Linked DNA regions of Mus musculus: region 1 is linked to region 2. A link is a contact called in ENCODE Hi-C or POLR2A ChIA-PET data. All regions are on one chromosome and are shown on one strand. The core of a region is the stretch at or near the end of the contact, and the rest is flanking DNA. Distances in the headings are between cores, read along the strand shown.

Evidence for each region. Hi-C counts contacts between places; a loop is a spot of excess contacts on that map. ChIA-PET counts read pairs that join two places held with the same protein, here RNA polymerase II (POLR2A).
Region 1: POLR2A ChIA-PET joins it to region 2 with 15 read pairs in embryonic stem cell. The contact joins two enhancer-like sites. A Hi-C loop is called at or near these places in 3 of 37 maps with a recorded cell type or tissue (T-helper 17 cell and left cerebral cortex). POLR2A ChIA-PET finds 5 or more read pairs at or near these places in 3 of 5 experiments (all embryonic stem cell).

What each region holds. Positions count from the first base shown.
Region 1 is chr15:74,655,079-74,661,528 of GRCm38, reverse strand. No RefSeq gene overlaps it. Among named protein-coding and RNA genes, the nearest start is that of Arc, 14 kb to the left of the region's middle. Within about 2 kb of position 1,959, at least 1 of the 3 ENCODE cell types and tissues checked has a DNase peak (open chromatin) inside an H3K27ac peak, as active enhancers do; it is left cerebral cortex, where a contact is called at or near this core.
Region 2 is chr15:74,586,542-74,592,578 of GRCm38, reverse strand. Adgrb1 (adhesion G protein-coupled receptor B1) reads right to left here. Exons shown (of 31, transcript NM_174991.3): 28 at 5,122-5,822; 29 at 4,437-4,472; 30 at 4,168-4,275; 31 at 3,115-3,892. The coding sequence ends at 3,695. Among named protein-coding and RNA genes, the nearest start is that of Mroh4, 47 kb to the left of the region's middle. Within about 2 kb of position 3,963, at least 1 of the 3 ENCODE cell types and tissues checked has a DNase peak (open chromatin) inside an H3K27ac peak, as active enhancers do; it is left cerebral cortex, where a contact is called at or near this core.

The sequences.
Region 1 (6,450 bases), core at 710-3,209, 71 kb before region 2:
ATGAAGCAAGGTTCCTAGCTACAGGAGGGAAGTAATTAGCCAGAAGCCAGCTCCTACCTGTGCCTCTAGTTTCTGCTCGGGGCCACAAGACCTCATGTCTGCCTTGTGTGAGGTTGTTGGGCCACAGTCTCCCTTGCTCTAGAGCCTATTGCCCCTTCTGGGAAGCAGCTGGAATGGTTCTTCCACTGGCGCCTGAGATCTTGGGCTGGAATGCCAGCGGCTGTGCTCGACATGCCTTGCTTTACTGTCCTCTGCCCAATCCTGAAATCTCTGCAGATTTGGTGTGGGCTTCTTCCTTCAGGAGACCTTTCTAGCCCAGGCAAGCCCTCACTGTCACAGCCTACCTTTGCACTGAGGGCCAGATCAACCGGCCAAACCCACAGTCATGGTTATCTATGTTACACGACCTTGCCACTGTGACCACTGCCCTTCCTCCACTTGGCAAGGCCTCTGGTCCACCAGTCAGCCCTGTGGTGAGCAGACTCTGAATGTCATCACCTTCTTGTCAGTTTACCCCAGCAGCGACAAACAGCCTTGTTGTTGATCTTGAGATGAAGGTGGGTCTAGTGTCCTCACAAGGTACCAGAGGGAGACAGATGGAGAGCTGAGAGGAGGGCAGACAATGGTCAGAACGATCCCAGCAAAGACTCACTGCTGTGGCTGCCTTCACTGCTGTGGCTGCCTTCAAAGGCCAGAGGCATGCCGAGAGCCCTGAGTTGTGGTAGTCCTAGAGCCTGCCCAAGGCTATCCACAGCACATTCTAAACAATAGCCGTGACACCCAGGGATGATCTCTGGCCCATAGAACTGTGAGACAAATATTATTTCTGCCTCAGCCTCAGTAGAGTAGAGCAGGCCCTTCTCCCTCTTCACTGTGGCCACAAAGCCCCTCAGTGTCCTTACCTGTCAATAAGGCCATGATGGTGTCAGGTCCTGTGACTGCTGCTGCTGGGCTGACATACAGGTCAGAGAGAGGCATCGCGCATGTGGACAGCACTTCGTGGACTGCCTTGGGGAGATGTTAGAGAGCACTGGCTATGGCTGTTCTGGAGCATACTGGACAGCAAGGGACACCACTTGTGTCCTATTTAGAGTGAGCCCCAGGACACAGCTGGGATCCCAGAGACTGGTCACATGCCCTGAACCTGGGGGTTTGGGTCTGCAAGAGCGGCACATGAGCCTGCAATAGGAAGGAGACAGGACAGAGCTGCTTATCAGACTGCAGCCTCAGTGATGGAAGCTGATCTCTTGGCTGCTCCCAGCTGCTCAGTTTTGAAGCTGTTGCTCTTTATTTACCTTCTCTGTGTCTCCACCTCTGCCCCTCCCCCACCCTCTAAGGCATTGCTATGGGAACCAAGCGAGAGTAACCACAGTATTCCTGTTGGATAGGCTTCAGACCCTGGCAGGTGTGTGTGTGTGTGTGTGTGTGTGTGTGTGTGTGTGTGTGCACATGTGTGCATTTATACATAGATTGGGAGATTTGGGTTGAAGAAAGGTCCCTGGGAGATCTGTGATTGGAATCATTGGAAGGAGGAATTAGAAATCTCTTGTAAAACATGCATCATTCCCCAGCCAGGATACAAGACCTCACTGTCACCCTCCCTCTCAGACACTCCTCACCATCCTGGGTCCTGGTCACAGACACTTCAGCTCCGGCACTATCTGCCCTACGACTAACCTTGAACTCAGGAATGGACCAGCAAAGCAGAGGGAGGTGCATGTGACCTGACTTGGGACCGCAAGGACGGTTCCTGTGGATCCTCCTGCTCTATGTTGTTCCCCATCTCACAATGCTTGCTCTCGCCCCCTCCCCTCTCTCCTACAGTCTGTGGCCACCTACAGGTGAGTGTAGGGGACCTGGACAGCCAGCACTTTGTGTATGCCTGGAGCAATTCTCCCGCTAACAGCGGCCTACGCCTGTCACTGCTTCCACCCACAGGGAGCTGGGAAGCTCCAAGCCTGGAGTCCCAAAGAGCTGTGTAGGCTGAAGGAGAGCCTCAGGGCTGGGCTTTAAGGCTGCAATCTTCCTTCCCCTGCCTCCCCCAGCTTGGCCAGCTCCAGGGACCACAGACTGTTCCGAGGAAGCTTTCTTCTACCTAAGAATCTTGAGCTCATCAAACTGAGTTCCCAGGGCCAAGCCCAACCTCCTCAGACAGAGCCCCAGGGCAGGTAGGCCAGCAGATAAGCCCAGACAGTCCCTCTTTTCTCTGCTCTCACTGGCCACGGGACTCATCTGGTTAATCTCTGAAATACTTCATACATGGGGAGATATTTTGGACATACTGGGCTATAAAATTACTTTCACTATTCTCATTTCTACCCTGGCTAACAGAAAAATGCTATGTCATGGTGGTAACGCACTGTGCAGCTCTGTCCGTGGTGCTGAGCGGGGTTTTGCTGGCATCCTTATCCAGAAACTGAGCTGGGGCCATAAAGGGGAGCTTTCCTGCGCAATACAAGGGCTGGGAATAACATGGGTGAACCTCAGTGGATGAGGTCCAGGCTTCTCTTCTAGACTCCCTGGGGTTCTGGTGTACTGAGTGGCTCTAGGCGGATGGAATGTTCCACAGGCTCTTATCATGAGCCTCTTCTGCCAGAAATATGGATGGACACATATTGGTCAACAAAGTAGAATTTATTGAATAAGAGTAAATTTTCAGGCTATGTTTGTTTTGTTGACTGTAATTTGCCAAGTAGTCCTGGTTTCCTTTGATGGTTGGTGAAAGCAAACAGGTTCTTTTATTCTCATTAACTCCCAGGTCATACATCAGACTGTGAAACACACACATGTACACATGCATGTACACATGCTACACAGTGACAAGGTTTTATAAAGCCTAAAGCAGTGTTTAAGGAGTTTAAAGATGCCTTGTTGGAGGCAGAGGAAGAGAGCTGATGGAGATGAAGTTGCTAATCCCAAAGATGGGAAGAGAAAGACTACCGACTCAAATTATCATGGGCAAATTAAAGCAAGCAAGTAAGCAAGCAATTAATTCAAGCAAAACTTTTAAATTCATGTCCACTGGTTGCCTCTCCCCAAAGCAGGGTTCAAGAGGTCAGCCTTGGATGTGATTCAGAAGAAAGGGTTTTTATAGCTCAGGGGTAGGAGGTTTCCAAATAGGGGATTTGTTGAGCAAAACAGGTACAGGGTTACAGGAGCAGAACAAGTTAGCCATAACGACCTCCTGAAACAAAACAACATGATTGCAAGGTTGTTGTAACAGGTAGTTATAACAAGGCAGCATTAACAACCCTTTTGAAACAAAGATATGGTTGAAAGATGGATGTTAAGTTCTGAAACAAAGACATGACTGCCATTCCTGCAGCCAGCAGTACAGAGCCATTGGTAGTAAGGTTACAGGTGTAGCAAAGCCTAACCCTGGAGAAACAGAGGTTTGCCATAAGCAGGAATGAACCTACAAAGATGGCTTTTAAGCCTATGAAGGTTCTACACAGTCTCGAGTGGGTTAAGAAAGATGTTAGGAACCCAGATGGTGAACTACAGAGAACTCAGAGCCAAGTGGCAGAGGCAGGCCCTGCAGAACTTCAGAGGTTCAGGGCTATAGAAATGAGGAGCAAGGCATAAGGCGAGGCCTGGATGGATGGACAGCATGTGGAGAGGGTATTGTCAAGCACTGTCCTGGGAATAGTCCAGAATTCTCTGCCTCGTTGGTCTCTCGAGGCCCACACTCGATGGTCAGGTGACCATAGCCACCACAGTATTAGTTATTCTCCTGGGATTTGAAGACCTCAGTGTTCATGTGCCTGACTTAAAATGTCAAGAGGATTCAGTGATGGTCATGATTGTCTGGTATCCCAAGCAACCTCACCAAAGGAGGGACATTCCTTCCATCGTAATCAGTCCAGCCGACTTCCAGTTCCAGTCTGCCCCTCTTTATTCTCTTTGGAGACTAGGGAGAGTAAGGGATCAGTCTTTGGAGATTAAAAGCTCTCACCTCATACAGCTAAATTAAGAATTAAGGCTCGAGGCATGCACTGTCCTTAGTGTAGCTGTCACCTATTTACGGGATTTTCCAGAGACTCGTTATGTCTGATGGTCCCTGGGAATAAGGATATTTGTCTAGTTTCCTCTTTTCCTCCTCCCTCCTCTTCCTTTTTTCTTCTTCTTTATTTTATTTTACTTTTTATTTTATTTTGAGACAAGGTTTCTTTGTAGCCTTGGCTGTCCTGGAACTCAAGCAGAAGACTAGCCTGGCGTCAAACTCAGAGATCCGCCAGCTTCTGTTTCCCTAGTGCTGTGATTAAAGGCATGCTCTACCACTGCCCACCTGACAAGTGTTTCATGAGCTTCGGACTGATCGTAAGTCATATCCACATTAACTTTTTAAGACATAAAATATAAATATTAAACATAAAACAATAAATCACATACCATGTGCTAAATACTGGGGAGCAGACAGAAGACAGCTGACAAAAGTTACTTACTTGGGAGTATGGACAAGAATTCCAGAAGAGAAGCTATGTCTGCAAAGACTGGTTAAGACTGTAGTTGGGACTAAAGAGAGAGCCCAGTGGTGAAGAGCACTGACTGCTCTTCCAAAGGATCAGGGTTTCTCTGTGTAGGTGTGCCTGTCCTGGAACTCACACTGTAGACCAGGCTGGCCTCAACCTCAGACATCTGCCTGCCTCTGCCTCCCAAGTGCTGGGATTTAAGGTGTGCTCCACCAGGCCTGGTCTAGCTTGCTTTCTAGTGCTAGGATAAACACCATGACAAAAAGCAACTTGGGAGAGCAAAGGGCTTCTTTTACCTTTACAGCTTAAGAGTCCATCAGTGCAGAAAGTCAAGGCAGGAACCCGGAGACAGAAACACAGAGGCCATGGATAAAGGCTTCTTACTGGCTTTCTTCTGAGGCTTAGTTGATTTTTTTTTTTAAACACAACTCAGGACCACATGCTGAGAGGCAGCATTGCCTACAGTAGGCTGGGCCCTCACACATCAGTCAGCAATAAGGCCCCACAGATTTGCCTAGAGGCCAATATAATGGAGCCATTTCCTCAATTCGGGCTCCCTCTTTCCATACATCTCTAGCTTGACAGTGGAAATTAACCAGCACAGCATCTCTTTTCCCTAACTGACATTTCTTTTTCAGACAAAATCTTGCTCCCTTTCTGGGAGCAATCCAATAGCAAATCTAATGTTTTGAGGCATGGTACTATCAGAGATATTGGAGGAACTATAGGGGGTTAGGGACCCGGGGCCTGCGGGTAGGAGCCTCCTGGGTAGAAAAAGAAGGAAAGCAGATAGGAGCAGAGCCTCGATAGCTCTGGAGGCCCTACTACTCGGCTTGGCCTTTTCCTGCACTAGCTGCTCCCTGTTAGAGGCTGGAGCTGCCACGCCAGATAGGCTCACTAGGGAATGTGGGTGGGGAAGGACAATTTCTACCCAGGACTTCTCTGTCTTTCTTCCTCCATCACTGCAAATGGGACAAAATAATCCCAGGATTCTTTAGATATTTCTACTGGGCTGCCTGACAAGCACTGGATTCCCCACACCCCAAGCAAAGGAGTCTGTTGGGTTTGTTGTTGTTCTTTGTTTTGTCTTTCTTTTTTTTTTTTTTTCCAAAGAGCCTGGTTTCAAGGCCTCCCTGGGGGACAATGAGAAATAGCCACCTGTTTTATTAGGATTTTTAGTGCTGTGGTAAAACATCCTGACCATAAACAATTGGAAGAGGAAAGGATGTATTTTACCTTACAACTTCCAGGTCACACTCCTTTATTGAGGGAAGTCAGGACAGGAACTCAAACAGGACAGGAACCTAGAAGCAGGAGCTGATGCAAAGACCATGGGGGAGTGCTTCTTATTAGCTTATACCTCCAGGCTTGTTCAGTGTGCTTTCCTATAGCATCCAAGACCAATATCCCAGGGGTGGCAGTGCTCCCAAGGAACAAGGTCCTTCCACATCAATTAAAATTAAAAAAATACACTACAGATTTGTCTTCAGGCCAGCCTCGCTCTCTCTTCCCAAACAACTCTAGACAGTGTCCAGTTAACTTAAAAACTAGGTGGCATAATGATGTATTAATATCAAACAATATTAATATATGTATTTTGGGCAGTAAACCAAACAGCAGACCAGGCCAAGGTAGTTCCATGTGAGAGAGGTTTATTATGCAGAATTAGAGGGGTGGCGAAGTGGGTAGACGGGCAGAGAAGAGGAAAAAGAGGAGGGGAGAGAGAGAAGAAAGAGAAGAAAAAGAGAAAGAGGAGGGGGAGATCTCTTAATTTATACAGAAAATGACGTCACACCAGTGAGGGTGGGAAGTGAGCCAAGTGGGTTGTGGGATTGAGGGTTGTTGGCCTGGCAATGCAGGTCAAGGGTCATATTGTTAGGCCGCGGTTTGGAGTATGCTGGTACTAACACATACCACTCCAGAAGAACCCTAATCATAATAACACCCAGTAAGTACAAAAGGGAAAGAAAGTGGTTGG
Region 2 (6,037 bases), core at 2,714-5,213:
TATCATGCTCATCACCAGTAAAATCTCCAGTTCTAGGTCTATAAACCAAACTTTTGCCACCAACGTTACCCGCCCCCAACACTGTGCCAGTCACAATGGTGACCTCCATCATTCCAAGTCCCACATCTCCTAAGGCAAGGTAGTTCTAATGATGGCAGGTAGAGGGTGGCAGAGAGTACTCTCAGGTTCACTTCTGACTGGTTGCTAAAAAGGGTAGCTGGGTACTGAGAGGCTAGGACAGCCAAATCACACAAGGAAGACCCAGGAAGATCTCTCTGGAGGCCCAGCCATCTGAGGCTCCAAAGGAAAAGAGTGCCTTGTGATGGTAGCAGCAGCTAAGGATAGTGTTGGTGCCCTTAGGAAAGAGGCTCATTGGGGGAGCATCCAGGAACTGGTGCCAGGAGAGCTGAATTGCAGGCAAAGCCCTTTCTGACCTGTAGCATACCAGCAGCATCCTCTAGTTACCCTGAGTCTGGTTCTTCACTCTAGACAGTGTGATGGTTTGTATATGCTCCACCCAGGGAGTGGCGCTATTAGAAGGTTTGGCCCTGTTGGAGTGGATGTGTCACTGGGTGTGGGCTATAAGACCCTCATCCTAGCTGTCTGGAATATTCCACCTTCAGATGAAGATGTAGAACTCTCAGCTCATCCTACCTGGATGCTGCCGTGTTCTCGACTTGATGATAATGAACTGAACCTCTGAACCTGTAAGCCAGCCCCAATTAAATGTTGTTCTTATAAAAGTTGTTTTGGTCATGTACTGGCTGGTTTTGCGTGTCAACTTGACACAGGCTGGAGTTATCACAGAGAACTGTGGGGGAAGTGCCTCTATGAGATCCGGCTGTGGGGCATTTTCTAGGTTGGTGATCAAGGTGGGGAGGGTCCCGTGTGGGTGGGACCATCTCTGGGCTGGTAGTCTTGGGTTCTATAAGAGAGCAAGCTGAGCAAGTCAGGGGAAGCAAGCCAGTAAGTAACATCCCTCCATGGCCTCTGCATCAGCTCCTGCTTCCTGATCTGATTGAGTTCCTGTCCTGACTTCCTTTGGTGATGAACAGCAGTATAGAAGTATAAGCTGAATAAACCCTTTCCTCCCCAAACTTGCTTCTTGGTCATGATGTTTGTGCAGGAATAGAAACCCTGACTAAGACAGGTCATGGTGTCTGTTCATAGCAAGTAAAACCCTAACGAAGACAGATGGGATCATGACCCTGCTTGCCAGGTGTTAGAAGAACAGTACTCCAAAACACTGAGCCAGAGCAAAGAGACCTGACAGCAATCCATGGAAAGGCTCCTGTCCCTACAAGGGTTCTGGGCCAAGGCGACACTCGGTATGGACTCCCCTTTGGAATGTATATGGAGCCTGCTGGAGTGGGGCCCACTGGAGCAAGGCTCAGGGTGCTGATGAAGTACAGCCTTTGCTGGCCAGCTTCCTGTGCCAAAAGTAGATAGCAATTTCCGTTATGGGTCTCTCTAGGAGGAGGAAGAGGAGCCAGGACTCCTAGCACAAATATCCCTCCAGAGGGAGGGCCTGCAGTGGGGGTTGGCAGGGAGAGCTGCCTCTAGACACACACTGCATTTTACAGAGCTTTGACTCCAGCAGTTGAGTCTCTCCCTTCACATGGCCGGTATGAGGGGCTAGGGTACTCTATGCTGCTTTGTGTGTTGTTGCAGGTGGAGAGGACAGACAGGGACAGGCAGCTTACAGAGCTGGCTATGGATGCTTGGTCACTGCATGAAGACAGTATGAGGACAGTGGTAAGTCTGAGCAGGGTTCAGCCCTCAAGACCGAGACCTGGCCCACATTCACATGCTGCCTGCATAGGCAGAGTGCTGGGACCCCAGGGCTTTCTCTACCTGTACCAATAGACCCTCTCAGCTTCTTTCATTTTGTAATAGCCAGGGGTGAGGCCACTCAACTCATAGGAAGCTCTCCAGTCCTGGAAGGCAGAGCTTTTGTGCACAGACTGCAGGTGCATTATGATAGCGATTCTTCACGTGACCTGTGGTAGGCGCTGTGACGAGGCTTAGAAGCCTTCCATTGCGGGACATATGCACCCGTGCATACTTGGTTCACACTAGCCATGGCATGGTCTAGGCTGGGTCTTATTTTGTTGCCAAATCTCACCGAAGCATTGGTGGGGTGTTTGCTTTGTTGTTTGTAGTCTGTAGCTAGCTAGGGTCTATCCTGGGCTCTGCATGCCCTTCTCTGGCCATCTATGGACTTGTCCCTCCTCACTTACCATTCACCCACCCGTGTGTGTGCACCTAGGGGTGTGCCTGGCCATCACAGTTACCTGAGCTCACTGTGGTCACTATACCAACAAGCACTATCCCTAGCCTGTCTCTGCTGTGAAAAAGGATGCTGGGGAGGGGGTGGCATGTCAAAGACACAGTGAAGGAAGGAAGGGAGAAGATTTGGGTGAGGGTATAAAAGGAACCTATATGGGGCTGGACTCCTTTTCTAGCTCTTAGTACTTTGTTGGGGTTCTGTGGGCTTCACGTGTCCCTCAGGGCCAATGGTCTGCATCTGGATTCCAGTTCATACTGGGGTCTAAAGGGTTCTGCCTGCAGAGGTCCAGGCTTGTGCAGTCCCAGTGTTTGGGAAAGGAGGGACCTCCTCTCCTAGCTTCCCAACCAGACTCCTTGAGTGGCTTAGGCTGCCCCCTGCTGGAAGCTCTGGGAAATGCAAGAATGCTGAAGCTGGGGTTGCAGGCATCTGGTTGATTTGTTAGGTAGTCTGACCATAGGACCACCATGGTCTGGGGACAGGAAAAAGGGAACCAGTACTGGGCCTTACAAAGTAGTAGGGCAGGCCTGTTCAAGATGGGCCCAGGGGGGCTGCTAGAACCCAGCTACAACCCATATTTTGTTTCTTTTCTTTCACTATTTCAAGTTGTTTTACAATTGCTACCTGTTAACTCTGTCCTTCCCAGGTGACTCAGGGGTCCAATGAGTCAAATTAAGTCCCGCCTCAGAGGACCATATGGAGGGCAGGCACCCAGGGCAGGACAGGACAGGACAGGACAGGACAGGACAGGACAGGACAGGAGTTGCCTCCCTACCACTGAAATAGAACCATGCTGCTTCAGGAAAAAAAAAAAAGACTACAAAGCTGGGTTTTTAATTCTTTTTATTGAAGAAAAGAAAAGGAGAGAAAAAATAGATTCCCCACCCCGCTTCTTTCCAGAGTGATCTCAGTCCTGTCCCGGGGGGGCTGGGTCAGGACCATGCTCTCTGCCTGGGTCTGAGAGGGGCCCAGGGTCCTGGAAGGGAGTGGGGGGTCTGGCTGCTTCCCAAGGGGTAGGGGTGTCTAAAAATCGGAGCCAGGCTGGTGGGCCACAGGCAGTCCTCTGCAGTGGTGGCTGAAGTGGGCATCCTGGGGACGCTGGCCACACCAGGCCTGTCCGTGTTCACAGCAGCTCGCCTGCCTGCCTGCCCGGGCTTGCCCAAGGAGGGCTGAGTCTGAGGCACCATCTGGCCTCTGGATCCCTGTGCCCGCCGGCCATGCCACCTCCTGTCCTGTGTCTGGCTCTGGTCCCAGCACCGCGGGCCCTCTGCCTGGCCGCCTCTGAGCGCCCTGAGGCCGGGGCTGGACCCGGCCCGCCACCGCGAGCGCGTCTGTGCCCGTCCTATGGCGGAGCGGGCAGAGCAGCATCCCACCTCCTGGCCCGGTGTGGGGCCACGGCCCGCCCGCTCAGACCTCGGTCTGGAGGTCAATGATGTCCTGGCCAACCAGTGGGATGGTGGCACCCGCCTTCTCCCACTCTACGCTCCGCAGCTCCAGTGGAGACGGGGGCAGTGGCTCCAGCTCCTTTTTTACCCAGGCAGGCGTCCCGTGGGGCTTGCGGAGGCTCTCCCAGGCCCTCTTGTTGGGAGTCTGCTGCTTCTCTGGCTACTCAAGGCCAGCGGTGTAGTCGGAGCAGAGGAGGAAGAGAGAGAAGGGCTCTTAGGAAGGGATTCCCAGAGAGAACAGCAACCCACGCATCCCACAGCCCGAATCCAGGCAGTAGCTGCAGTTTCCATGATGGGGTCAGTGCTGTGGGGAAGGACACTCTGGAACCTGCCAGACAGAGCCAGGCTCAGGATCCTCCTGCCCTGCCCTTTGCACATCTGAGAAGGGACAGCTAGCCCAGGGAATGTGACTGGAGCAGAGCCCGTGCTTCTGACCTTGCTGTCTGCGCCTGGCACCTCCTTCTCCTTCTCAGCCGCATGCTGCAGCTTCCGGTTCAGGTCCTGGAACATGTCTTGGTGTCGCTTCCGTGTGTGCATGATCTTCTGTGGGTTGGGGCCAGGAGTCCTGAGCCCGGATGGGCATCCACAGCCACCCCTTCGTCCCACCTGCTGTTGGCCCCTGCCTTGAGCCCCTCTCCAATTCCCATTGCTGAAATGGCCCTAGTACCCAGCCTCTCTGGTCAGAGAGAGGCCCCTGCACTTACCTCAAAGTCCAGTTCTGCATACCGTGATTTCCGCCGCTGCAGGAGAAAGGGGTTGTGTGCATGGGCAATGTGTTCCCTAAAACTTCCTAGACCACAAGTCCAGGCCCTCTGGCCCAACAACTGGGGAGACACCAGCCTGCCTTCAGGGGACATGCTGAGGGTGCACCAAGTACCCAGGTTGCCTGTTCCCTAGGGACCAGCCCCAGCTCTGGGTTTGGAGGGGCTGCTGAGACTGAAGGGAAACCCTTGACAATGATGGAATAAGGATGGGGTCTCTGTGAGCAGTGAGGACTCCCACCCCTGCTCCAGGCCTGTTTGCCCTTGCTCTCCCTCTGCAGTGTCGAGCTCAGGCAGGCCACACAGGTCACATGGTTGGACCCCCAACAGTGAACTCAGTGCTGGCTGCACCTAACAGGTAGAAGGCTAGATGGTGGCACATCCTAGTGTGGGGCAGGGGCTCCCTAAGGGTGCCATCCTAGCCTCTGCCCCTTGTCCTAAAGGCTGAATAAAGTACGGGGGGAATACAAAGCACTAGGCTAACCACAGACTGTTGTGTGAAAAGATCCTGTCCCTGGGCTAGCCTTACCCACTTCTGACATACCCAGAGCCCACAGGGCAGGGAAGTACCAGCCCTTGGCTGGGGTTCCACCCATCTCTGCCTTGGCAGACTCTAAACCATTCTCACCTCCAGAGAGCTCACTGACAAGGTGGCCACGTTCTCATTCTTGGCCCCAGCACCTGAACTGGGTCCCGGGTGGGCCGCAGGCTCCCCCGTGTCCCCCAGGCTGGGAGGTGCAGGCTCCAGGGTGGGTGGTGGGGGTATGGGCTGTTGGGGTGGAGGGGGTGGTGGAGGTGGCGGTGGTGGGGGCTGGACAGGGGGCACCTCAGGGGGTGCACCACCTGGGGGCTCACGGGCAGGTGGGCTTCGGGTAGGGAAGCTGGCATCAGGTGCCATGCTAAGGTGGATGAGGCGGGTTTGGGGCATCTGGTCAATGTTGATGCTGTATTTGGGTTCCTCCTTGGGTTTGGGCCGGAGTGTGGCCGTGGCCGTGGGCAGGATCACGTAGCTCGTGTCCAGAGCCTTCTCCTGGGCTCGGCTCAGCTCGGAGTCCAGTTTCTTAAAGATGTCCCCATCGCCAATAAAAGAGGACTTGGGGGCCTTGTCCTTTTTGAGGGTGAGTGAGTGATTAGGGAAGTCAGGCAGTGGCCCACCAGGATAGCGGGGTGAACCGTGCAGGTGCAGCTTGGACACATTAGCTGGCAGGCTGTTGAAGGTGGGGGGTGGGCCCTTGGCCAGCTTCATCTTCTCCTCTTCAGGCAGTGATGGTCGCTTGAAGGTACCTGTGATAGTTGCTGTGCGGCAGGCTGCAATGTCTTTGTTCAGCACTAGTGGGGGAGCATCGGAAAAGACAGTAGATAGGAAAAGGGGATCAGAGGGGTAAGGATGGTCTGCAGCAGCAAAGGCTCACGCCAGCCAGCACTGCTGCCACCCTGGTCTCCACCCACAGCAGCCCCGACATCCACTCCAGGTTCAGGGGGCACATGGGCAGCTAAAGCTCCTTTGTCTTTTCTAATGAGGCTGGTCCACAGGGGTTTCTGTC